Regions from separate parts of the Mus musculus genome. Here all the other regions are linked to region 1. Evidence: chromatin contacts called from ENCODE Hi-C or POLR2A ChIA-PET data. All regions are on one chromosome and are shown on one strand. Each heading gives the region's core, a stretch centred on a gene start or an enhancer-like site at or near the end of the contact. The rest is flanking DNA. Distances are from core to core; before and after follow the strand shown.

What was found. A loop is a pair of places that touch in the nucleus more often than their neighbours do. ChIA-PET counts read pairs that join two places held with the same protein, here RNA polymerase II (POLR2A).
Region 2: a loop to region 1 is called in a map of T-helper 2 cell, with 2.1 times the contacts of the local background. The contact joins the promoter of Vegfa here to the enhancer-like site in region 1. A Hi-C loop is called at or near these places in 2 of 37 maps with a recorded cell type or tissue (T-helper 2 cell and regulatory T cell). POLR2A ChIA-PET finds 5 or more read pairs at or near these places in 4 of 5 experiments (Patski and embryonic stem cell).
Region 3: POLR2A ChIA-PET joins it to region 1 with 13 read pairs in embryonic stem cell. The contact joins the promoter of Mrps18a here to the enhancer-like site in region 1. POLR2A ChIA-PET finds 5 or more read pairs at or near these places in 3 of 5 experiments (Patski and embryonic stem cell).

Annotation. Positions count from the first base shown.
Region 1 is chr17:46,072,798-46,075,369 of GRCm38, forward strand. No RefSeq gene overlaps it. Among named protein-coding and RNA genes, the nearest start is that of Mrps18a, 37 kb to the right of the region's middle. Within about 2 kb of position 1,279, at least 1 of the 3 ENCODE cell types and tissues checked has a DNase peak (open chromatin) inside an H3K27ac peak, as active enhancers do.
Region 2 is chr17:46,031,105-46,033,676 of GRCm38, forward strand. It overlaps Vegfa (vascular endothelial growth factor A), which reads right to left and starts at 1,273. Exons shown (of 7, transcript NM_009505.4): 1 at 187-1,273. The coding sequence starts at 786.
Region 3 is chr17:46,109,700-46,112,271 of GRCm38, forward strand. Mrps18a (mitochondrial ribosomal protein S18A) reads left to right here and starts at 1,305. Exons shown (of 6, transcript NM_026768.3): 1 at 1,305-1,430. The coding sequence starts at 1,319.

The DNA.
Region 1 (2,572 bases), core at 29-2,528:
GGGGTTGGACACAGATTCCCTCCCCACTTTATCTAGCCCTGCTTCTCTGGTACCCACTGGCCGCCCACAAGGAAAGTATCTCTCTAAGGGATAGCATAGGTGGGTAAAGGTAAAAACAAAAACAAACAAACAGAACCAGACCATGGTCTGAGGATGGAGCTCAGTGGGTTGAGCTCTTCCCTGGCAGTCAGAAAGCCCTGGGTTCGATCGCCAACATATAAACCAGGCATGGTGGACCACAACGTATGTAATCTCAGAAGTTGAGAGATGGAGGCAGGAGGTCCTCTGAGTTTCATGCTGTGGGATGTATGCACCACACGCATCATACACACACACACACACACACACACACACGCGCGCGCGGCAAATAAATAAAAAATAAATAGAATATAAAAACGTAAACCCCATCTCTCTTCATCAAAGATACACTCGTGGCCGTGGACCCACCCCTCACCAGGGCGGGCAAGACAGTGCCATGCCTTTCTTAGTCATGTCTTCCAGGGCCCTTGCTCTCCGAAGTGCCTGTGGCATCTGTGAGATGGTATAGGTAGGGGACAAAAAAAGCAAGGGCAACTCCCATTCAAATCCCTTCCTGGACCCTTTAGTTCCATGTCCCTGAGCGACCCTTTTGTCAGCCCCATGGAGGGAGGGCAAAGACTCCCCCTTCCAGATGGGTCCAGGGAGGCAAGAAGAACCTACATCATTCTTAGGCACTTGGCTCAAAATGGTAGTGAGCTGACAGGGTTAGAGAAACTGGACGGGCAACATTAGCGTTTGCCCTTTAACCTTTCCCCTCATTCTGCTTCACACATAGGTGTGCGGGGAAAGCCTAGTCCACAGAGACAGGGATGTAGGTCTCCAGTGGCTAGAGGAAGGAAAGACAGATACTGCTGCATAGAAGAAAGACTTGAATCTGAGGTAAGAGGTGCAGGTCTGCAGGACAGATAGGTGGAACTGGCAGGAGAGTTAGCTCTTGGAAAACACCGAGGGCAGGGCGGAAGTCAGCCGGTTCTCCACCCGTCACAACAGCATGCTAACATGGGACCATTCCTTGTCTACTAGTCTCTCCCCAACACCACCTGACCAGGCAGCCCCATTCCCAGTCCTGTGCCCACAAGGACCAGGATGTGGGCAATGCAAGCCAGACAAGCCCTGACGTAGACAGCCCCACGACCCCCAAACGCAGCCTCCTCCACAGCCGTAAGTCAAATAGTCCTTGTGGTTTGGCCACCAGCCAAGCGCCCACACCCCAGCTCACGGGACCGCAAACTTCCCTGTTGCATCAGGTTACACAGCGCGTGCACACAAGCCGGGAGCTTGTTACACAACCTTGGTGCGCGCGCTCGACACCCACACCCTCCGGGTAGCCTGCGGGTCACACAGAGGAAACCGCAGCCTTGTGTGTATAGGGCACAGGCTCTATTCCAGACTTTTGGCATCCAGACCCGGAGGATGGACGGGTAGAGAGTGTGTGTTTGGGGGAGGGAGGTGGGGTAGGGTGGGGTGGGGTGAAGACTCCTGGCTGGGAGCCAGGGGCTGGGAGCTCTCCCAGTGCCTTGCTTGCTATGGAACCTCAGGAGCTCACATTTGGGAGCCTGCTTCCTTCCTTCTACCACGACGGTCCAGATGTCCCCACCCTCAGTGCGAGTTAGTTTCCTCAAACCCCTACCAACCTTTCTTTTTTAATGAAAGCAGAGACGGGGCGTTAGATGAGAGGACTTCTAAATGAGCTTTTCTTATTTTATTACACACATTAGTTTTAATCTGGTCAGTTCTCCCATCATGTGTGTTCTGGGTCTTGCACTTCAGTTGGTCAGACCTGGCATGAAGCACCTTTGCCCTCTGAGCCATCCCACCTGTCCTAAGGGGGCCTTTTCTGTTGGAACTCTTCCAGAAGAACTGAGCCCCTCTGTCAAGCTTAGGGAAGGAAATTTTCTTCTGTGCACTTTTTTAAATAATAATTTTTATTAGAATACAATTACATCATTCTCTGTGCACTTGTTCTTTGCATTATCTTAGAGGAAACATGTTTCACTCTACTTTATAGTAAGTGGGGGAGGGGTGCAGTTGAGACATGAACCTCCCTAGGACCCACATGCCCTCTAACCCAGATAGGACTGTAAACTGGTGTTTCGCTAAGCATTTGTGGCAACACAGGTGCAGATAAACTCAGGGGACCTTGATAAAATGAGGTTTACACGTTTCCTATCCTTGGTTACCAACCTGCTGAGCCAGAACAAGAAGAGAGATGCCTTGGGCCCAGGTGGCTTCTATAGAAGGCATCCCTAGAGACTTTCCAGGTCCTGCTGGAAGCTGGGCTCAGTAGGCCATGAGCTCAGGCAGCTGTGGAGGCCTACAAGGACATCAGGGCCAGATGACCAAGATAGTCACTTTCAACTACATGAGGCAAACCTCAAGCACCTGTCCAGAACTGGTCCTGCACCCTGGCTATGCAGACAGGTAATGATGCAAGAGGCCCACTACCTTGCTAAAGTTACTTAGATCTGCAGTGACCCCTGCTGGCTCTAGGCAAATCAGCCATCTGGCGAGAAGGCCAGGCCCTCCTGTCCCC
Region 2 (2,572 bases), core at 23-2,522, 42 kb before region 1:
CTCCCACCTAGCGCGCACCCCCTCCCCCTCCACGTACGACGACAGAGGGGGACGCCTCGCGCCCGGTGCCCAAGGACCCGCGTGGGGCACGAAGCCCCCCACGCGCGCGCTCGCACGCACGCACGTCCCCAAGCGGGAGAGGCGCTCGCCACGGCCCGGCGACAGCAGACGGGCACGACCGCTTACCTTGGCATGGTGGAGGTACAGCAGTAAAGCCAGGGTCCAGTGCACCCAAGAGAGCAGAAAGTTCATGGTTTCGGAGGCCCGTCCGGGGCCGGCGCGGCTCGCGCTCCCTCTCCGGCTCGGACTGCGAGGCAGCCCGCTCTCTTGCGCGCCTTGGCGGGCTCCTCTCCCTTCTGGAACCGAGGCCCGGGCCGGGGCCTGGGGCGCGCGCGCGGCTGGAGCACTGTCTGCGCACACGGCCGCCTCACCCGTCCATGAGCTCGGCTCCTGAGAGCCGAGCGCCCACTGCGGCCCCCTCTCCTCTTCCTTCTCTTCCTCCCCTCTCTTCTCGGGCCCCGGCTTCTCCAGGCCCGAGCTAGCACTTCTCCCAGCTCCGATCGGTTTGTCTCCTGCGGCGCAGACCACGGCTACTACGGAGCGAGAAGAGCCCAGAAGTTGGACGAAAAGTTTCCGTGCAATCCCGCGAGCCCCGACCCCCTCCACCCCGCCTCCGGGCGCGGGCTTCGGTTCCTCGCGGCTCGCCGCCGCGTCCACCGTCGGCAGCCCGCCGGCGAGGAGGTGGGCGCTGGGGCTGGGGGCGGTGTCTGTCTGTCTGTCCGTCAGCGCGACTGGTCCGATGCAAGATCCCAAGGGGGAGGGCTCACGCCGCGCTCTGGCGGTCACCCCCAAAAGCAGGTCAGTCACTTTGCCCCTGTCCCTCTCTCTGTTCGCTCGCCAGCGCGCTCTCTCTGACCGGTCTCTCTCTCTCTTCCTTGACTTCTCTCTGGAGCTCTTGATACCTCTTTCGTCTGCTGATTTCCACAATCCGAAGTGATTTGAGGGAGTGAAGAACCAACCTCCTCAAACCGTTGGCACGATTTAAGAGGGGAATAGGAAGCAAAAATAAATTAAAGCGTAAAACAATACAGTTTAAGAAAAAAAAATTAAGAGGTTTGAATATCAAATCCCAGAGCACAGACTCCCGGGCTGGTGAGTCCGCTGAATAGTCTGCCTTGTCGCTGCGTCTCGCGACAGAGCTCCGCTGCCGCCGCTCAGCTCGCCCCCAGTGCCGCGGCCTCGCTGCAGCTCGGCTGCCCCAAGCCTCTGCGCTTCTCACCGGTAACAGCGGTGGAAGAAAAAGAGGAAATCTAGCTCCACCCCCAAGCCCCGCCCAGACCCGCCCCGGGGAGCGGTCTGGTGGAGCCAGGCACCGCCTTTCGGGGAGCCCCTAGGCCACTACCGCGAAATGGAAAGCTAAACCCCTTACCAGGGTCCACGGCCTCAAAATTATCTGTGCACCCCTTCAAACTGGGCTCAGGAACACACTGGGAATCCCAGAGTATTGGGAATCAGGGGAGACAGGAGAGTGAGGTTATATGCGGACAGGGTCTAAGAACAATTCCCTTTCCCAGGAATATAGGAGAAAGTAGGGGTTGGAAGGCGGAGAGCTGGCAGGGACGTATGAGGATAGGGACAACTAGAGTGACCCCTGGCTTTCTCCCCCACCTCACAAACACACTACACACACACACACATGCATGCACGCACTCACATTGACACACGCGTCCTCCCTCACGCAGACTCGGCTCGCCCAAGTTCACGATCTCCCCGTGATGGCCGAGCGCCCCCTAGTGACTACATTATGCACACCCCAACTCTTGCTCAAATGGCACGGGTCTTGGAAAGGGGGTGAGAGTTGATTCTTGAGTGCGGCAGACTTTGAGCTCCCAAATAATTGCGTGTTTCTGACATACACACACACCCAAAAAGTTGCGTGTTTGACCTCGGAAGCATAACTCTAGGTTTATATGTGGGGAGGGGGTTACGGGGGGGGGGGAGTATGCTTATCTGAGCCCTTGTCTGATCTGCAGTCATCAGGAGCTAGGGCCCTGGGGTGAATGGGATCCTCTGGGAAGTTTCCAGAGAGGCTTCTCTGGAGAGAATTTGGCACCAAATTTGTGGCACTGAGAACGGGAAGTGGAGTTCTGGAGTTAGTCAGTGGCGGGGAGTGAGACGACCTGTGGAAACCCACGTATGCACTGTGTAGTCTGGCAGAGCCCTGAAGGAGAGACAGCTGGGCAGACAGAGGCCCTTGTTCCTCCTGATCTCTCTCTCTCACACACACACACACACACACACAGAGATGTTGCCAGGGAACTGAAGCCAGGGTGCCAATGGGGGCAGAAGCGGGCCAGGCCGGCATGGTGATTCAAACCTACCCTAGCATTCAGAAAGGTAGGTAGGCCAGCTGCCCAGCGCTGCCGCCAACCCTCGGAAGGGTGGGAGTAGAGGCTCCCTCAGTTCTAGCCTAGGCTTACGGTTCATCTTCTAAACAGAATTCAGGGGTGTACTCTGTCCTCCCATTCTCCCTAAAACCCTTGGCTATTTCTCTATGCTTGCACACTTAGCC
Region 3 (2,572 bases), core at 55-2,554, 37 kb after region 1:
GTAGGGGGAGAGATCAGGCATGACCGCCCATGGATGCTCACACAAGGTGTACATCCATGGGAAGAACTTAATGGGTCAGAATCCACTACATCACCCCCAACTGAGTGAGCTCCCTTTTATGATGCATGGGCTAACTGATTGTTTCCAGCTGAAAGGCCACATCTCTCAGCTTCCCTTTCAGACTACGAAGTCATTTCTACTCCTGTAAGGGGCTGTTGCCCATCTTCCCTTGCTGAGAATAAGCATTGTCCCTGCTAAGGACAAACTGAGCCTCTCTTTCTGTCTCTCTACAGCTGCCTTTAAATAACCTAGCATAATGGTGGTGCAGCAACCCGGGCTTTGACACCAAATGTTAGATCTCTTAGGCAGTGTAGGGAGACAGAAGACCGAAAAAGAGGCTAAAGCCTTTTCTCCGCAGAGAGGTCTGTTCATTCCAAAACAGTGAAGGACAAAAGAGGTGCCAATGTGGGAAACGCTGGCAGTGACTCTTTATAGGGGGGGAGGGGGGAGCGGTGTTGTTTCCATTCATAAAGAACTAGGGATGCCCTGGGCTTCCCAGGATGCAGCCACAAGGGTGACTAGGGTGGCCCAGCTTCGCATTCCTCTCTGCACTGGCGGACTGACCAAAGTCATTTGTAGGAATCCTGTCTCCTGACCAAAGCATTCTATAATTCCAAACCCTGCAAGAAATCAGGGAAGTGTATATAAACACAAAGATTGAAAGTGTGTATAAGGGGCTGGAGAGATGGCTCAGCGGTTAAGAGCACCAACCACTCTTCCGAAGGTCCTGAGTTCAAATCCCAGCAACCACATGGTGGCTCACAACCATCTGTAATGAGATCTGACGCCCTCTTCTGGGGTGTCTGAAGACAGCTACAGTGTAATTAGATATAATAATATCTTTGGGCAGGAGAGCAAGCAATGATGGCTCACAACCATCTGTACAGCTACAGTGTACTCATATACATTAAATAACTAGCTAACTAACTAAATAAATAAATCTTTTAGAAAAGAAAAGAAAGTGTGTATTAGCAACAAAGATCGGCAGGTGGGAGGGGTGGTCAACTGTATTCCACCTCTGATGCTGAGGGCCAGAGTCCTTACCATCCCAATCTGTCCTGACAGGTCTAGCCTCAGTCACAAAAGCTGCCCAGCAGGAAGAAAAACTAAGGAAACCGGGTGGCGTGTAATTTACAGACAGAGGAGGTGACAGAAACAGAAGGGATCGGTGACCACGAGAAACCCTCCCGCCGCACAGCGGCTGCGCACACCCCTGCTCCGGAAGCGGAAGTGCACACGCGGTCAGGTGCGTTCCAAGATGGCGGCCCTCAGGGCTCTGGTGTCAGGCTGCGGGCGGCAGCTCCAAGCGTTCCTGGCAGGCCCCGCTGCCACTGGCTGGTTATGGCTTCCAGCTCGCGGGTTGAGAGAAGGTGAGTCCCAGGACCCAGCGACCCCCGGGACTTGAGGAGAGCGTCGTGACACTTCAGCCAGCCGCGATGTGCCCCTCCCTCTCAGCGACTCTGAGACCCGGGAGGTGCGATCCCCCGCGGGCCGCTTAAAGGCTTTACAGACGCTGGCGGGGTGGCTTCACCTCCCGGTTCTCAGTGTCTTCCGAAAGTCAAGGAGAACTGAGAGAAAGACCTGGTCGTTTAAAGATCAAAGAGAAGAATGTCTCAGAGTTCAGAAAAGCTATAAAGGCTGAGTGTTAATTCTCCCATCATTTTCCAAATCGCCTCCTCCTTGGTTAAAGCATGCCGCCAAGCCCACCTTATCAATTCTTCTCTGAAAAATGTGTGATTAAATGGTCACTTTCTCTGCCTAAGCTACGGACTTGTAAGATAGCAGCCAAAGTGCAATGGCAGTTGAACAACTAAGACTTGCTAAATGTTAGGTCTGCATTTCATTAATATTAAATCTGGAAAGGTAACCAGATTCTAGCATCATCTGAGACCTTACTGAAGGTCAAACGCTGTGAGTCTAGCTGTAAAAGGACTGTAAAGGGAAAAAGCACGGCTTCCTTGGGTTCTAACGAGCTATGTATACATCCCCACCAATAAACGGAAGTTATCCGTTTGCATGAAAAAGTACAGTAAGATTCTGTAACCAGAAATAGCAAAGTCAGTTTGAAATTTTCATAAAGAGGATGCTCTTGAACAGGCTCGTAAAAGGATGGAGTTTGGCAGAGTGAAAAGGTCTTTCTGGATATAGTCTTTTCTGTATTCTGTGAGAAGCAGGAAAGGATAAGTGATGTAGATAAAGAAATGATGCGGGAAGGGACTTGTCTTTAAAATTGGCCAACCAGGGAATATTAGTTAAAACTGAGAAATAAGTTGGGCGTGGTGGCTCACAACTTTAATCCCAGCACTCGGGAGGCAGAGGCAGGCAGATTTCTGAGTTTGAGGCCAGCCTGGTCTACAGAGTGAGTTGACAACCAGGGCTATACAGAGAAACCTTGTCTCGAAAAACCAAAAAAAAAAAAAAAAAAAAAAAAGAATGGCAGATAGATAAACTGGGCAGTGGTAGCACCCCTTTAATCCCAGGAGACAGAGGCAGGCAGATTAAGTTCAAGGCC